Linked DNA regions of Mus musculus: region 2 is linked to region 1. The links are chromatin contacts, found by Hi-C in ENCODE. All regions are on one chromosome and are shown on one strand. Each heading gives the region's core, a stretch centred on a gene start or an enhancer-like site at or near the end of the contact. The rest is flanking DNA. Distances are from core to core; before and after follow the strand shown. Region 1 overlaps Armc3 (armadillo repeat containing 3). Region 2 holds the start of Msrb2 (methionine sulfoxide reductase B2).

What was found. Hi-C counts contacts between places; a loop is a spot of excess contacts on that map.
Region 2: a map of heart shows a loop between it and region 1 (2.8-fold over the local background). The contact joins the promoter of Msrb2 here to the enhancer-like site in region 1. A Hi-C loop is called at or near these places in 2 of 37 maps with a recorded cell type or tissue (T-helper 2 cell and heart).

The regions. Positions count from the first base shown.
Region 1 is chr2:19,272,673-19,280,422 of GRCm38, reverse strand. The region is part of intron 10 of Armc3 (armadillo repeat containing 3); the gene reads right to left. Among named protein-coding and RNA genes, the nearest start is that of 4930447M23Rik, 68 kb to the left of the region's middle. Within about 2 kb of position 3,963, at least 2 of the 3 ENCODE cell types and tissues checked have a DNase peak (open chromatin) inside an H3K27ac peak, as active enhancers do; they include heart, where a contact is called at or near this core.
Region 2 is chr2:19,369,003-19,376,752 of GRCm38, reverse strand. Msrb2 (methionine sulfoxide reductase B2) reads right to left here and starts at 5,117. Exons shown (of 5, transcript NM_029619.2): 1 at 4,974-5,117. The coding sequence starts at 5,070.

The DNA.
Region 1 (7,750 bases), core at 2,714-5,213:
GTGGCAGACCCTGGCAAGCAGGTGATGGGTCTTCTGCTGGTTACCAGAGCCAGAGCTAGACGGCAGAGAGCAAGAGTCTGCACTCGCTCTTCCTGTTTCTGTCCCCCCCCCCCTTTTTTTGACAGAGATAATAATCCCAAAAGCACTGCATTGAGCTGAAGAAATGGCTCAGATATTACAGGCGAGGTTCGAAACCTTGAAAACAAAAAGTGGGATGTGTTTGCTAAAGTGCTTGGTTCCAGAGTTGAAAGCAGGGATCACCTGGGAATAATCCTGGGCTTCAGAATGCTGTGACAATGCTGGGCAAGAAGACTTCTTTTAAATAACATTTAAAGAACATCTGGCTCTAAGGGGAGAAATCACAACTGTAGGCACATCCTTAAACTAAAAGATCTTAAGGTAGCAAGATGACTGTTACAAAGTAAAGGTTTGCCTTAGGTGTTATTCTGAGGCTTCCAGAGTGTTTTTGCTAACTGTCTCTCTGTCATGGTTTCTGTAGAACTCTACAATCAGAGGCTCAAGCCTGCTGCCCAGGCACTTCCACAGACAGCACAAGTGTTTTTGTTACAGAACTCCGTGGGAATCAAATGTAATTTTCTTACAGAGTGTCAAGGAGTCTTTATTGACTTATCTTTTTGATCACAATTCTTCACTTCCTCACATGTCTGCCACCCTCTGTTTCCAAAGCCAGCCTGCTCCGCCCTGGGTAAATAGTGGGTAGTAATGAACTACCGGGCAAGGGGAGAGAATAGCTCTCCTCATTTCACATGGTCGACTTGTCTCCGAATAAAATAGGGATGCTGCTCAAAGTGTTTGGATGCTCAGAATAAATGATTCTGCAGTTAGCAAATGCTGCTGGATAGCCTGGAAATCGGTCTGTAATATCTATAAATGGCATGGAATAGGATTCCACAGTAATTAAAGATATAATTTCATGTTACTAAGGACACTGAATGCTCTAGTGTGACTAAAAAATTTCAATCCCCAGCTATGTCCCCATCCCTCAATTAGCTCCAGCGCAGGTCCCTGGGGCCTCTCCTAAGACCGACCCTAAGGTCATGATCCTCTTTATCACCCTGTGATATTTTGTTCCACTTATGTATCTGTCACTTTTGAAAATTATCTTTTGAGATGACTGAGGGGTGCTCACTTGTAATACTGATATGTGGGAGGCTGACACAGGAGGACTGGGATAGCCTGGGCTACTGGCCATACCCTGTCTCAAAACTAAAATATAATAGTTTTGTGTTGCTCAGGCTGGAGGAATGCATGTCCCCAGGGACTTTGCCCCTGCTCCATCTCTATCTACAGCTGGAGCCGCGCCTTACACAGAATCAACACAGAAGGAATTGAGGGAAAGTAGTTACAAGATTACCAAAGGACCCTAAGCTTCAAGATGAATTCATAGATAAATAACAGAATGTCATAATGGGGGGGAGCCCCTAGATTCCCTGTCAGATGTCATTTCCAGAGAGAAGAGGTTACTGGAAGGGCCAGAATTCTGCTTGCCATTCTTAGCAGCTCAGAGGTACAAACGAGGGGTCAATTTGCATTCCATCTGTTATTTCCTAGTTGTCAAAGACAAAATTCAGATGTAAGGAAAGCAATCCTGACCATGTGACGTTTAATCCATTCTTTTTATTTTGTTTTGCCTCTTTGCTTGCTTGAAGCCTGGTTTCCCATAGCCCAGGTAAGCCTGCAACTCACTATATAGTCAAAGATGATCTTACACTCCTGATCCTGTCTCCCAGGGGCTGGGATCACAGCCACACCCCCTCATGCCCTGAGGTCTTTGTTTTAAGCATTCCAATGTTTTCAGAGGACAATGTTTTCAGAGCCCATCTCTACCTTCCAAGGAGAGCAAACATAGAGTCTGTTTGCTTAGCTTGCTTTTTTTTTTTTTTTTCCGCTTGCTTTTTTGTTGTTCAAGAAATGAAAAATGAGGAGAGGCTGAGAAGATTGGAGGAAAGGAGAGATGAGAGAGAGAGAGAGAGAGAGAGAGAGAGAGAGAGAGAGAGAGAGAGAGGAGTCTGGGATTAAAGACACAGATTAACTTCTTTGGAGAGAGCAAGAGCCTCCCGCACTTGCTGAGCAACTGGTAAGTGGGAGGGTGAGTGGCCAGGGTGGAGAGAAGTAACTAACTCTCAGAGATACTCTTAGTATCTCTGATACGGGCTGCACAGAGATACAGGGACATAGGACGGGCTGTTGTCCCAAGGTGCCTCAGTGTCCTGCCTACCTCTGGTAACCTGGGGAAGTAACATGCATCTACTTGCTCACGTGTAAAGGAACAAATGCACACAACAATGACAAGGACATTTCTCCACACGGAAGACTGCTGTAGGATCTGAAGCTACACTCTACTGGGGTACTTAGCTAAGTGTTTACCCATAACTGCCAGCTACCAGCAACGGCAGAATCTACCACGGGGAAATATGACCGTATTCCGCCATTCGTATGTGTGTGGGAAATCATCCTTTTCAGACCACCTTCCAGCCAAACAGCTGATATAAACTTGCAGGGTCAGAGTGGAGGCAGCTTCTTCAGAGATCGGATCTGAGCCTTTCCGTGTAGCTACAAATAATGAGCAATAAGGGCCTATTCCCAAGTGAAGGAAAAAGATGTAGGGGATGATTAATAATAATATGAAAAGTCAAGGGTGGATACAAAGTAATGTATAGGTTTAAACAGGCTTCAAATTAAAAGAGAAATAATGTGAGGATATCCAATCGGTTTGATAATTTCCTGTGAAAATCAGTAATGCCGGGAAGCAGACAGTACTAGCAACTTTAAAATGTTATGCAAATATCAGCCCCGCTCTGTAGGTAATAAAGGCAGCACAGATAATTTTCTAATTGAACATTTTATGAGATTCACCGAGCCTCAGAAAACTGGTAGTTAATCAAATTCAAAGTGTTTGTCGAGGTCTGGCAAGCATCAGCTGACACAGAGTAGGGATGGGGAATCAGGTGGTTTTATTGAAAACTCAGGTTTTCATTCTGAGTGCTTTTTAACTTCAGTATGACTCCCACTCCACCCCACCTCACCCCACCCCACCCCCAGCCCAATAAAAGCAAAGACAGGACACGATTCTTCTACGCAAACAGGAAGAGAGGCACTATGGGTGGATATAACAAACGGCCACTCAGTAAATTTGGATGGAAGGAATGAGGTATCCTCATAAGGATACAATGAGGACTCTTTTCTTTTGTCATTGTAATACAAAGCACTTTTATCACTTTGTCCATTGCAAATGTGTGTGCGCACCACGGCTTCTGTGTGCAGCTCAGAGGGCAACCTCTGACAGTCAGATCTTTCCACTGTGTGGGTAGGACTTGAGACTCGAACTCAGGCTTAGTGACAAGGGCCATTACCCACTGTCCAATCTCCAAGGCTCTCAAAGGACTTTTAAAGTCCCAAGCGCTTTGAAATTATTATCCTTAGTTTTTTGTTTTTGTTTTTTTAAAATGACGATCCTTTAAACAAAAGCAGCCTTCCTAAGGCAGCAATGTTATGTTGCCTCTCACTTTTATTGGGAGACTTCCAAGCTTCTAAAATTTTACAATGAATTTAAACAAAAATTAAATAATCTTTTCTATTGCCATGGGATGCATCTATTGCTCAAACGTGCTGCGTTTGTCCCTGTGATAACACAGCGAAGCAAATATTCAGTCACTGGTGGAGGAAAAAAAAATAAGAGGTGTCAAAACATTTTGAAACGACTGCACCTCAAAAAGGGACAAAGACAGACACAAACATCTGCTAACCGTGTATTTAGCAGTAGAATACTATCACAGTAAAATGCTTTCCAGATCACAATCTTTTAATAATGTTCCAAAAATATTATTTTAGGCTCACCAGAGTGTTTCAAATTAAATTAGTGTGTGTTTCATTAAAACACAGAGCGCTCGGTCCATTTTTGCCCCTCCCCCAACTCTCTCCTGAGGCGCCACTAGGGGGCAGTATGAAGACGCGGTTCTTGCCGCTGTGGGTGAAGGGAAATCGCTCAGAAAACCATTTTCTTAAGAAAAACCCGACGCGACAAAGACAATAACTGCGTGGCTTAGGCTTTAGGTCCGACCCATACATCAAGCCTATGTGCTGAGTTTGCGTCTTTCGTGGGTCGTTTCTCAGTGCAATGTTTCTTTAAGGGTTTTGAGACCCGAGATTACTTATCCTAAGTGAATCTGAGTGCTAGGGAGCCCTGGGTCTAGACAGAGTGGTAATTTTTCCTTAAAGGACTGTAGTAAACAACCGCAGCCATCTCGGAGGGTGTGTGGCGTCCCTTCCTGCAAGATATGACGGGGAGAAGGGAAGAATTGGCGTTTGGCCACTTTTAACAGATGTGTGTTGTTGTGTTCCTGTCTTCAAAATAAGTGGTCATCACTCACTCTGTTACAGCCAGCATTCTACAAGAAAATATGGCGACTCTACAGATCATCAGCCCCACATCTACAAGTTAAAAGGTATACAACGAAGTGGTAAAATAAATAAACACAGCATATTATGTTACCAGCCCCACGCCCAGCTTTATTTATTCGGGTGGTGATTTTTTTAAAGCATGAACACACACACACACACACACACACACACACACACACACACACACACACACTTTCTGCACTGGCATAGATAATACCCACTTCAGCTCAGACCATTCCTGGCTATGTGACAGGACCTGAGTCCTGGTTTTTCTCAAGGCATGCTATATACTCTTTCAATAGTATATAAAAATCTATCCTGAGGATGTATTTAAATTTTCCCCCACATATTATATATGGTTTTCTTAGACATGATAATCAACAAATAAATTTTGTAGACGTTAAAGTGATAGTATCTGTCTTCCTTCAGCTTTATTTAAAGGGGAGAAATTTTCTTTGTTTCTAGAGAAATTTTAATACCAATACTACTAAATGATCAGTCAGTCATTCATATTGACAGAGATATAGAGTCAAAGAGAGTCAAAAGTTAACAAAGCACTCAGGCACATCCGTGTAAGGCTCTCTGTCTCTGCACAGAGCCCCTTAATCATCATCAGTGTTTGTGCTCCTGGCCGCAGGTCACACAAAAGTAGAGAAGTCCCTGGAGACTTGTCTCTGCTATTTCGAAGGCTTAAGGTAGCCCAACAATTAATCGATGTATTTTTAAGTGGCCAGTTATATATGCTACAATTCAGAACTTTCTTGGGTTGCTACTTTTGTGGGAGTTGAGAAGCTATACAAAAGAACTGCAAATTCCACAGGAAAATGGGGAGAAGGGGGTCTTTAAAACTCTAGGGTCTTTAAAGCTATCTTCATGGAGCTAAGGTAAGATGGCTATGAAGAATCAGGGTCCATATAGTTGAACACAGTTGTTTGTGAAGAGTTTAACCTTAGTTACAAGTTTCCACTTTTTTGTAAGTATAAAATGATTATAGTTGTTGTTTTCAATATTTATTCATTGGTATTTACTAAAATTGTATCTTTAAAAGAGATCCTTTTAAAAAAGCCTGGTCTGCATCTATATTCATCTTCAAATCTTGTCTGGTTTTTCAGTGAGTAAATTTAGTTATTAGTGCAAAGGATTACTGAATTCTTTCCATTTTGGGGGCAACTTTGAATCTAATTCTGGTCAGATCCAACAGATGGCAGTGATGTTATAAACTGTTTAAAATACTCTCATTGCATGTAGGATCGACTACTCAGAAGGATGTCAACCGCAAATCATTTGCTCCATACTTGTATAAATTATTTAAGAATTTGGAATGATTAATTGGGCAGAAAAGTACACAGTAAATAAAACATGAAATTCAACTGGAGATATTTCCTACATTCACAAATTAAATGGCTTCTCCTTTCCAAAAAGCATTATACACAGAGAACTGTCCAGTATATTACCAGCATAGTAAGGAAGGAGCGCTGCCCGAAATTAGCCGAGGGGGCTACCTATTCATGACTGCCTATTTTACTGCTTCATCTCATTTTCATCTTTCAGACAGGCTTGTCTTCACTGCCTCCTACTTTATTTACCCACTTAAAATAATTTCTTTTTCCTTTCATTTCTAACAAGAGACCCTAGCAGTTCTTGTCTCTCATTCAGATAAGTACTTTGATTCCTGTTAGTTGTTCCTTATTCTTCAACCTTTATTCTGCAAGAAACAAAAGACCAAAAGTAAGGATGGAAGGTTTCTAGAGGGAAGCCACTGTTGACTTCTGTGCTCCAAATTATGTGGACACAGACATTATTAGTCACTTCCTGTTTGAAGATACAGCCACTGGTAGGCACATTTGTATGATTTTTCTGTTTGTTTCAGTTTGATAAAATTCATTGATATTTTAGCAAAGGCATTTATCTCTTCCTCTATTGACCTCTGGATATAGTGGTTATTTTATCAAACAATAAAATGGACACTTTGCCTACATGAATATAAGTTGTTTGTCTATCTTAAGGTAACAAAATTATATAGGATCTAATTATGCTATCTACAGCAGAAAGCACCTGTTCTTGGTTTTTGTTTTCATACAATACTATATTCTCTTTCTTCCCTCCTCCACACACACACACACTTCTCCACCAAATGTTATGCTCAGTATTGAGTATTTGGAATAGACCACTTTGCGTGAATGGGCTCTGCCTACCTTCATGAGCCTTCTGAGAACACCATTTGTCACCAAGGAAGGTCAGCATTTTGAATGTGCTTCTTCTGATTTTTATTCATATATATATAATATATATATGCGTATGTATGTATGTATATGTTTCTCTATTTGTGTGTATGTGTTTTAATCTAAACCTTTCTAAAGTGAAAACTAACCAAACACTTAAAGCTGTACGCACATTTAGATTTTAGGTAGTAGCTTATATTTTAAATATAAGTATTCTTTATATTTAATTTTAAAAACTAGAGATTTGCCTCAGGCTTTGGTGGAATCAGAGGAACTCCCTTTCCCAAGGTGATACTTTAACAGTGACGTGGCTTTCTAGAAAAACTTTCTAGGCAAGAGGATTGTCAGTTCAAAACGCCTTGGGCAAAATCCTTCTGGAACCGGAAAGTACTTCTAGAACATATCGTATAACCTGTTTTACCCTTGGTTGTTTTCCCCCAACAATATTAACTTGTCTGTTAATGAAGTAAGCTACAACTCATCTAGAGAACTTGATAGGCGAGCTGGAAATGGCCTCTGAGAAACTAGATCATGACCTCGAGCAGCATGCCCTCCATCGTGGCTTTTATATAAAGTTGGATATGGCTAGTTACCTGGCACCGGGGCTTCTGAGTCACAGAAAGGCATGGATTTCGAGGGAATTTTGGCAGGGAAAGTTATGGAGCCAGACAGCCAGGTCCATGCAGACTGAAGGTGAGTGAATTCAACCTGCCAATCAAAAGTCCAGAGAATCTGTGGAACCCCAGGAGACCGTCCCTCCAGAATCTGCATTCACAGGGGTTGAGTGGACCCATACTCCCTAAAGTTTCCTGAAAACACCACTATTGATTGAAAACTCTACAGTCACAGGTTCAACCCTGTCTGTCACCTTCCCTCCCCTCCATTCCATCTTCTTCTAACACCACAGCCTTGGTAGCAGAGCAAGCATTCAGACTCATTACAAACTGAAGTGTTATTCTGTGAAGAAATAAAATGTGAAAGGTCCAAAAAGCTTGAGTGTCCATGAAGCCACATTCACAGGAACCACCTCATAGGCAGCACCCTGGGCACCTGGAAAGATGGAGATCAAATGACTTTCAACCTGAAAACCTTCAACAAGAGCGTCT
Region 2 (7,750 bases), core at 3,868-6,367, 95 kb before region 1:
TGTGTGTCTCTGATGTGGGTTAGAGACTGTGGCCCTGCTATCTGTTTTAATAAAGTCGGTTAATTATTATCTGAATTAAGTCTTTTTCTGGTGGTCTTGAACTCCACAACAGTGCTATGGTCTCCTTATCCATTCACTGACAGTATATCTCGCCTGGTCTCCTTATCCATTCACTGACAGTATATCTCGCCAGGTCCCACTTCTAGCTGTTGTGAGTAGTGCAGCAATAAACTTGAATGTGCAGGTATCCCTGAGGTAGGACTTAGAATCCCTTAGGTATGTAACCAGGAGTGCTGCAGATGGGCTACATGCTAGTTCTGAAAAGTAGTTTCCATCAGGGCCAGCCGGGAGTAAGGAGAGGATTGGACAGAGATGGTCTTTGAGGAAGGAGCTATTAAACGCTCTCTACTAAATATTCTCTCGCACAGAGATTGTATTGTATATAGCCTGAAAGTGACTCTGTGGTCTAACCTAATCTGTTATTTGTTTGCTTGTCTGTTTGGTTCGAGATAAGGTCTTGAAAAGTTCAGCCTGCCTCATCACTAATGTGGCCTGGTCAGCCTTGACCTCCTCACAGTCCTGGCTGAAATATTACTGTGCTTCACAATTTCTTGAAACAAACAAACAAAAACATATTTTGTTCCCCTTCCTTCTGTTCCTCATGACTTCTGTATTATTATTACTTTTTTTCCTTTCTTTTTCTTTTTGGAGACAGGGTTTCTTTATGTAACCCTGGCTGTCCTGGAACTTGCTCTGTAGACCAGGCTGGCCTTGAACTCACAGAAATCCTCCTGCCTCTGCCTCCAGAGTGCTGGGATCAAAGGCATGTGCTTCTCCCATCTGGCCTGCCTTATTTTTATATAGACACATGTACCCAAAGCATCTAGGAGAAGGTTCTATTTAGTTAAGGTGGGCAGAAAGCTGTCTTACTTAGGGCTTCTATTGCAGTAATAAAACAGCATGGCCAACAGCTTGGGAGTAAAGAGGTTAATTCCATCTCATAGCTCTCACTGAGCTCAGACTCCATCACTGAGGGAAGCCAGGACAGGAACTCAGGAGGTACAAAATCTGGAGGCAGTACTGTAGCAGACATGATGGAGAACGGCTGCTTACAGGCTTGCTCCTCAAGACTTGCACCCTCAGTGTGCTTTCTTTCAGCCAGGACCACCTTACCCAGGGAAGCCAAGGCCTAGAGTGGGGCTGGGTCCTCCCACAGCAATTGTCAATCAACAAAATGCTCTGCCGGATTTGCCTACTGGATAGTGGTAGTTTTTCAATTAAGACTCCTCTTCTCAAATAACTCCAGCTTGTGTCTAGTTAACAACAATAATAGCAAACAAACAAGTAAAACCCAACCAGAACAAAAGCCTAATACAGATAATAAATGTTTTATTGTTCAACAGTGAAAGGAGTTTATAATTGTTCAGCTCTTCAACCTACCAATAAACAAAGACAGGCTCAAATGCTTATTAAACAGGCCTCAGGGAGGGGAAGGTATGTCTGTCCTAGGCTTCCTTTTGTCTTCATACTGCAGCCTTGGGAGATTTGATCACTTTAATATCTCCAAATCCCAGCCCCTAATACAGACCCCCAAACCTTGGTTTTCCTCCATTATAGACAGATGGGCTGTCCACCTCCATTTATAATCACAATCTGGAAGTCTGTACTCATGTCCATCTGAACTACACACATTCCCCCCCCCCCCCATCTCAACCCACATCTGGACTTGTGTGCTCAGCAGCCACACAAACCAGAACCTTTCCTTTTTGTCCCTAACCAAGTTCTGTGGTTCGGCATCCTCTGCAGCCTGCAAATCTCAATTCATTTCCATTACCGCCTAAGATCAAGTTGCCATCGTCTTCCGGCCACCTCCAGCACAGAGGATTGCAGCTTCCTCACGAGCCTTTCTCTTATTGGGCCACTTCTGATTTGACTCTGTCACGGCTCCAAACAGTTCAGTGTGACATGATACCCTCAGAATGGTTCCCAAACATGACTTCTGAAGCCATCTGTGCCTTGGTCACAGGCGCCACTTGGAAGTAGTACATTCTGTGATGTTCCAGTAACTCTGAGCCACAACCTTGGAGTTCCCAAAAAACATGTCCCTGTTTGTCCTGCCCTGACATTGGCAATCTCCTTCCGCCTTTTCTTTTCCGTTCTAACTCCCCGTCTCCCTGGATGGAACCATTCATAGATGCCAATTATACCTGGTGGGTTGGTGATGCTGTTGAATTCAGCTCTTGCCATCGCTGTCTGTCTGCCTGCCTGCTGATATCTCCACTTCTAACAGAGGATGTTAAATCTCCCAGCATTTGCTCTCAGGTCACAATTTGACACTATGCTGTTAAGTTCATACACATTAAAGACGGTCATATCTTCTTGAAGAACGGATTTCTTTATCACTGTGAAGTACTACAATTCTCTTTTTATCCCTGACAGCTCTACTCTGATGTCTGCTTTATCTTAAATTAACAGAGCTGATTCTGCCTTTGTGTTTTGTTTTGGGAAGCCTCCCTATACAGTCACAGTGGGCCCGGAACTCACTATAGAGCCCAAGTTGGCCTTGAGACCCAGGGATTACAGGCAGACATCAGCAAGTGCTGTTTCTCTCTCTCTCTTTTTTGTTAAACACCAACATGACTTATCATTCTCCTCCCAGTTACTTTACATTATGCGTGTCCTTATCTTCAAAGTAGATTAGGTCATGAGAAGCAAGGATCTTATTATGTTAATTTTAAATGTATTTATTTTTATTCATTTATTATTTATGTTGCTGTGCACACGTCTTTGGGAATGTATGTCATGTGTGTGGTTGCCAGGGAAGGCCAGAAGAGGGCAGTAGCTCCCCTGCAACTGGAGTTTCAAATGGATGTGAGCCCCCTGATGCGCGTGTCTACACCTGAACTCAGGTCCTCTGCAAAAGCAAAACTTGCACTTAACTGCTGAACAGCCACGTCAGCTCCCTCAATTAGCGTCTTAGTAAAGATATTGGAAAAGCAGAAGGTGTAATTCAGTAGAGTGTGATCGCCCTGTGTATGCCAGCTTCTAGGCTTTATCTTCATACCAGAGGCAGGGTCAGGAGAGACAGTGGAGAGGAACTGTGAGCTTCTGTCTCCACTGCACTTGCACTGCAGAAAGCCCATGTGAACACACACAGGACAGGGGACCCAGATGGTGGGTCTCCATTGGAACCAAAGCTATCTGCTTGATATTTGATCTATCAGCCTCTCACATGGTGAGAAACACATGCCGTTTATGCCCACTGCTTAGCATTTGTTATGGATGCTCATGCTCACACATGCCAGTAAAGTTCTGTGGGGGAGCTAGGATCCGAACTCATGCCCACTGACAATCGAGATCTTAACCACAGAACCATCCCCTGCTTCTGTTCTTATTCTCCTTGTAAGACTTACTTTACTTGTATGGGTATTTTACCTGCATCACGTATATACCTGTGCACCATGTGCATGCCTGGTGCCATGGATCCCCTGGAACTAGAGTGAGTTATAAGCTGCCATGTGAAGAGTTTTTGCTACCATAGGTTTTTTGTTATTCCAGATGAATTTGCAGATTGCCCTTTCTAATTCGTTGAAGAATTGAGTTGGAATTTTGATGGGGATTGCATTGAATCTGTAGATTGCTTTTGGCAAGATAGCCATTTTTACTATATTGACCCTGCCGATCCATGAGCATGGGAGATCTTTCCATCTTCTGAGATCTTCTTTAATTTCTTTCTTCAGAGACTTGAAGTTCTTTTTATACAGATCTTTCACTTCCTTAGTTAGAGTCACGCCAAGGTATTTTATATGATTTGTGACTATTGTGAAGGGTGTTGTTTCCCTAATTTCTTTCTCAGCCTGTTTATCCTTTGTGTAGAGAAAGGCCATTGACTTGTTTGAGTTAATTTTATATCCAGCTACTTCATTGAAGCTGTTTATCAGGTTTAGGAGTTCTCTGGTGGAATTTTTAGGGTCACTTATATATACTATCATATCATCTGCAAAAAAGTGATATTTTGACTTCTTCCTTTCCAATTTGTATCCCCCTTATCTCCTTTTGTTGTCTAATTGCTGTGGCTAGGACTTCAAGTACAATGTTGAATAGGTAGGGAGAAAGTGGGCAGCCTTGTCTAGTCCCTGATTTTAGTGGGAATGCTTCCAGTTTCTCACCATTTACTTTGATGTTGACTACTGGTTTGCTGTAGATTGCTTTTATCATGTTTAGGTATGGGCCTTGAATTCCTGATCTTTCCAAGACTTTTCCTAAGCAGCATAAGATATAAAACTGGGTTGGAAAGGAGGTCAGGAGAGCAGCTGCCCAGTGCTAAACCACAGGGCCACGAAATTACAGAGAATTACACCTGGGACTCCTCAAAGACTCCTACTCCTCCCAGGGAAGATGCAAAAGTGTCCGGATTCACAAATGAGGGCAAAAAGCACTTACCATTCCACCCCATCCTGTCTCTTAGCCACTAACAACCTGTTGGAACACGAGAATAATTCACCCACACATCTCAAAACCTAGAGTCACACAAAACCAAGATAGTGTTGCAGCAGCACCCGTGATGGTGCAGTGGGCCAGTCTCACAGGACAGGAGGCAACTAGCAGTCCTCCCGAAGGAAGTGGGGGGGGGGGGGGGGAGGGCAAGGATTAACTCCCGCCCAGGAGAGGGCGCACAAGGTACGGCTGTTGACCGCCACTGGGTCCCTGACAACACCATGGCTCCTAACACGACTTTGTACACCAAAATGTAACATATAAACGAACTGTATGCAAGCATAGGAGAAGATTCGATCCTCTCCGGCATCAGTGCTCCCCCAGCACACCAAGTTTACCAAACGCGTTGCTCTGCTCCGCAACTCAGGCAGCGGGCCGCTGGGACCAGTCTCTCAGGACCTCACAGGAGGCCGCCCAGGGTCAGCCAGGACTGTGAAACCGAAAGCCACGAGAGACGGCAGCGATTGAGGACCTACCTGTGTCCTTGCTTCCCGATCCCGCGCAACCCCGAGCCAGCCGTCCAGGCGCCTGCAGCAAAGGCAGACCCCGCAGCGCTCGCAGCAGTCGCGCCATGACGCTGCCACCAACGGGTTTCCTCCCAAGCCTACCCAACCCCCACCCTCCGCCGGATCCCTCCCCTCTGCCCAGGTCTCTTCCCCTCCTCCAGGCTCTCCTTTTCTTCTGGTGCTCCACCCTACCCCCACCACTTAACTTATCCTCTTGCTCCTCTTGACCTTGATCTTCGCGGAGTGTGTGGAATATCCCGGGACTCCACTGCCTCCTCCTCCCGCAGTACCTTACTCCGATTGGAATCATGACTAGTCTAAAACTTGCTGTGTTTCAGTTTGTTTAGGTTTTCCAGAAGTCATACTAATTGCAGTTGGTTATTTCTGGCTTCCCTTACTCAACATAATTATCTGGACATTGCTGCTTGGTTTTTTGCGTTACATTATGCACAAATCTTTTTTTTGTTGTTGTTGTTGTTCTGAATAATATTCCATTATACTAAACTGTTACTCATTAGTTTAGGCTGTTCTAATTTTTGCACATCAAAAACAAAGCTGCCAGGAGCGTTCCTGTACATGCCTTTTTTTTGGATACCTGGAAGAGGAATAGCCAGGTCTCAAGGGCAACGGCTGCTTCACTAGCAATGTATGAAAGCTCCTGTCATCATCCCCTTCCTACACTTGATTACTCAGGCCTGTTTTTTTGTTGTTGGTTGGTTGGTTGGGTTTTTTGTTCGTTCGTTTGTTTTGCTTCGGTTTTTGAGATCTAATCTCTCTATGTTGTCCAAGCGTCCTCAAACTTGGAATCTTCCTGCCTCGGGACTGAGTTTATAGACATGCATCACTACAAAGTTAGACTTAAACTTCTTACAGTAATAGGCTTCTCTTGTGTTATCTTTCAGTAACTGACAATTAGCCATTGCTAAATCATACATGGTTTTGCCCATTTATTATTAGATTTACTTGTTGTGGATTTTTTTCAAGGTTCTTCCATATATTCTCTGGGCACAAAGCCATTATCAAATCGTTTCCTCACAAATTTCCCTTCCCGAGACTGTGGGCTGTGTTTTTCTGTTTCCTAATTGTGTCTTGGGATGGGAAGTTTTACATTTTGTTAAACTTCATTTTATCGGTTTGATGGTTTGTTTTTGTTTTTTATAGTTTGTGGCGGCTTAGGGGTAACATATTTAACAAATGGAGCTAGTCCAATATTACAAAATATTTTATGTGTTTTCTTCTGCTAATTTTATAGTTTTAAGTTTTACATTTAGGTCTATTATCTATCTGAGTTAATTTTTATTTATTTATTCATTTTTTAAAATAAGGTAATTTTTTTTTTTTTGTTCTCTACTGCCTGCATTTGAGTTCTTGTCAAAATCAGTGTATGGCTGAGAATGCAGCTCTGTAGTAGAGCAATGGCTAGCATTCACGGCCTCAGGGTCGCACACACCCACTGGGGAGAAACCCCAGGTTGGTTGGTTGGTTGGTTGGTTCGTTTGTTTGTTTTTATCAATACAGGGATCTGTTTCTGGACTTTCTGTTCTTTCCGATTAATCAACATGTCAGTGAGTATACAGAGTACTGTAACATCTGCATCCCTGGAGGTGGAGTCAGCTAGTATTTGCAGATCTCTGCAGATCTTCACACTCCCAGAAAACAGAGGGAAGCCTTCCTGGATCCTTCCCTCTCCCTGTTTCCTCTATCCACTGCTTTGAGAACTTTCATCTCATCCTGGCACAGGGCTTTCTGCCCCCACTCCCATGCCCACCTATCAAGAAAGATCATGGGATGGGATGGAGAGATGGCTCATCAGTCAAGAGTACTGAATGCTCTTCCAAAGGTCCTGAGTTCAAATCCCAGCAACCACATGGTGCTTCACGACCATCTGTAATGAGATCTGACACCCTCTTGTGGTGTGTCTGAAGACAGCTACAATGTTCTCATATACATAATATAAATAGGTTTTTTAAAAGAACACAAAAACGCAAAGAAATATTCTTGAGCCGGGTGGTGTACTTACATATAATAATAAATAGAGAGAGAGAGAGAGAGAGAGAGATATCATGGGCCAATCTTCGAATTCCTGGCCATAAGGCTTTAACCTGATAAAACCCACTTAACAGTTTACTCTTGATTTTATATACTCCATGGTTTAGTCTCTGAAATGCCCGACCAACCACACTCTTCCTGGTCTATTTAAAAGAGGTCTTTCAGTTCCTGGTTTACTTATAGAGATCTCTCAGTTTTTTGGAGAGTCACAGTGTGCTCACTCTCTTGCTCTTGGTGATCACATGACGTCTCTCTGGAAAACGACAAAAGCAAACACCACTGGAAGACTGCTAGGAAAACCAGTCAGAGACTCTGCACCAGCTGTTTTTGCCTTTCCTTTCCACTTGGGAATAAGTTGTGATGGCTGAAGCACTGGCAGTTTTCTGGTATGCATGAAGATAAGATTTGCACCCTGGTGCTGAGCAGGAGATGCATGGAGCCTGGGTGTCAGGGATGCAAGGCAATAGTCAAGCCCTGAGTTGTACCCCTATGGTAAGAGAGACAAACACATTCATGTGTTGTTTAAACTGTGGTTGTGTTTTTGTGAGGATGATACAATACTCAGCTGGTCCTCTATTGGTTGTGAGAAACTTCAATAAAGGCTAAGCTCTACAGCATCATCTCTGTGTATCTCCCACAGTTCTCTGCAAGCTATACACACAAGGGGAGGAGGGGGGAGAAAGTAATGCTAAATAAGT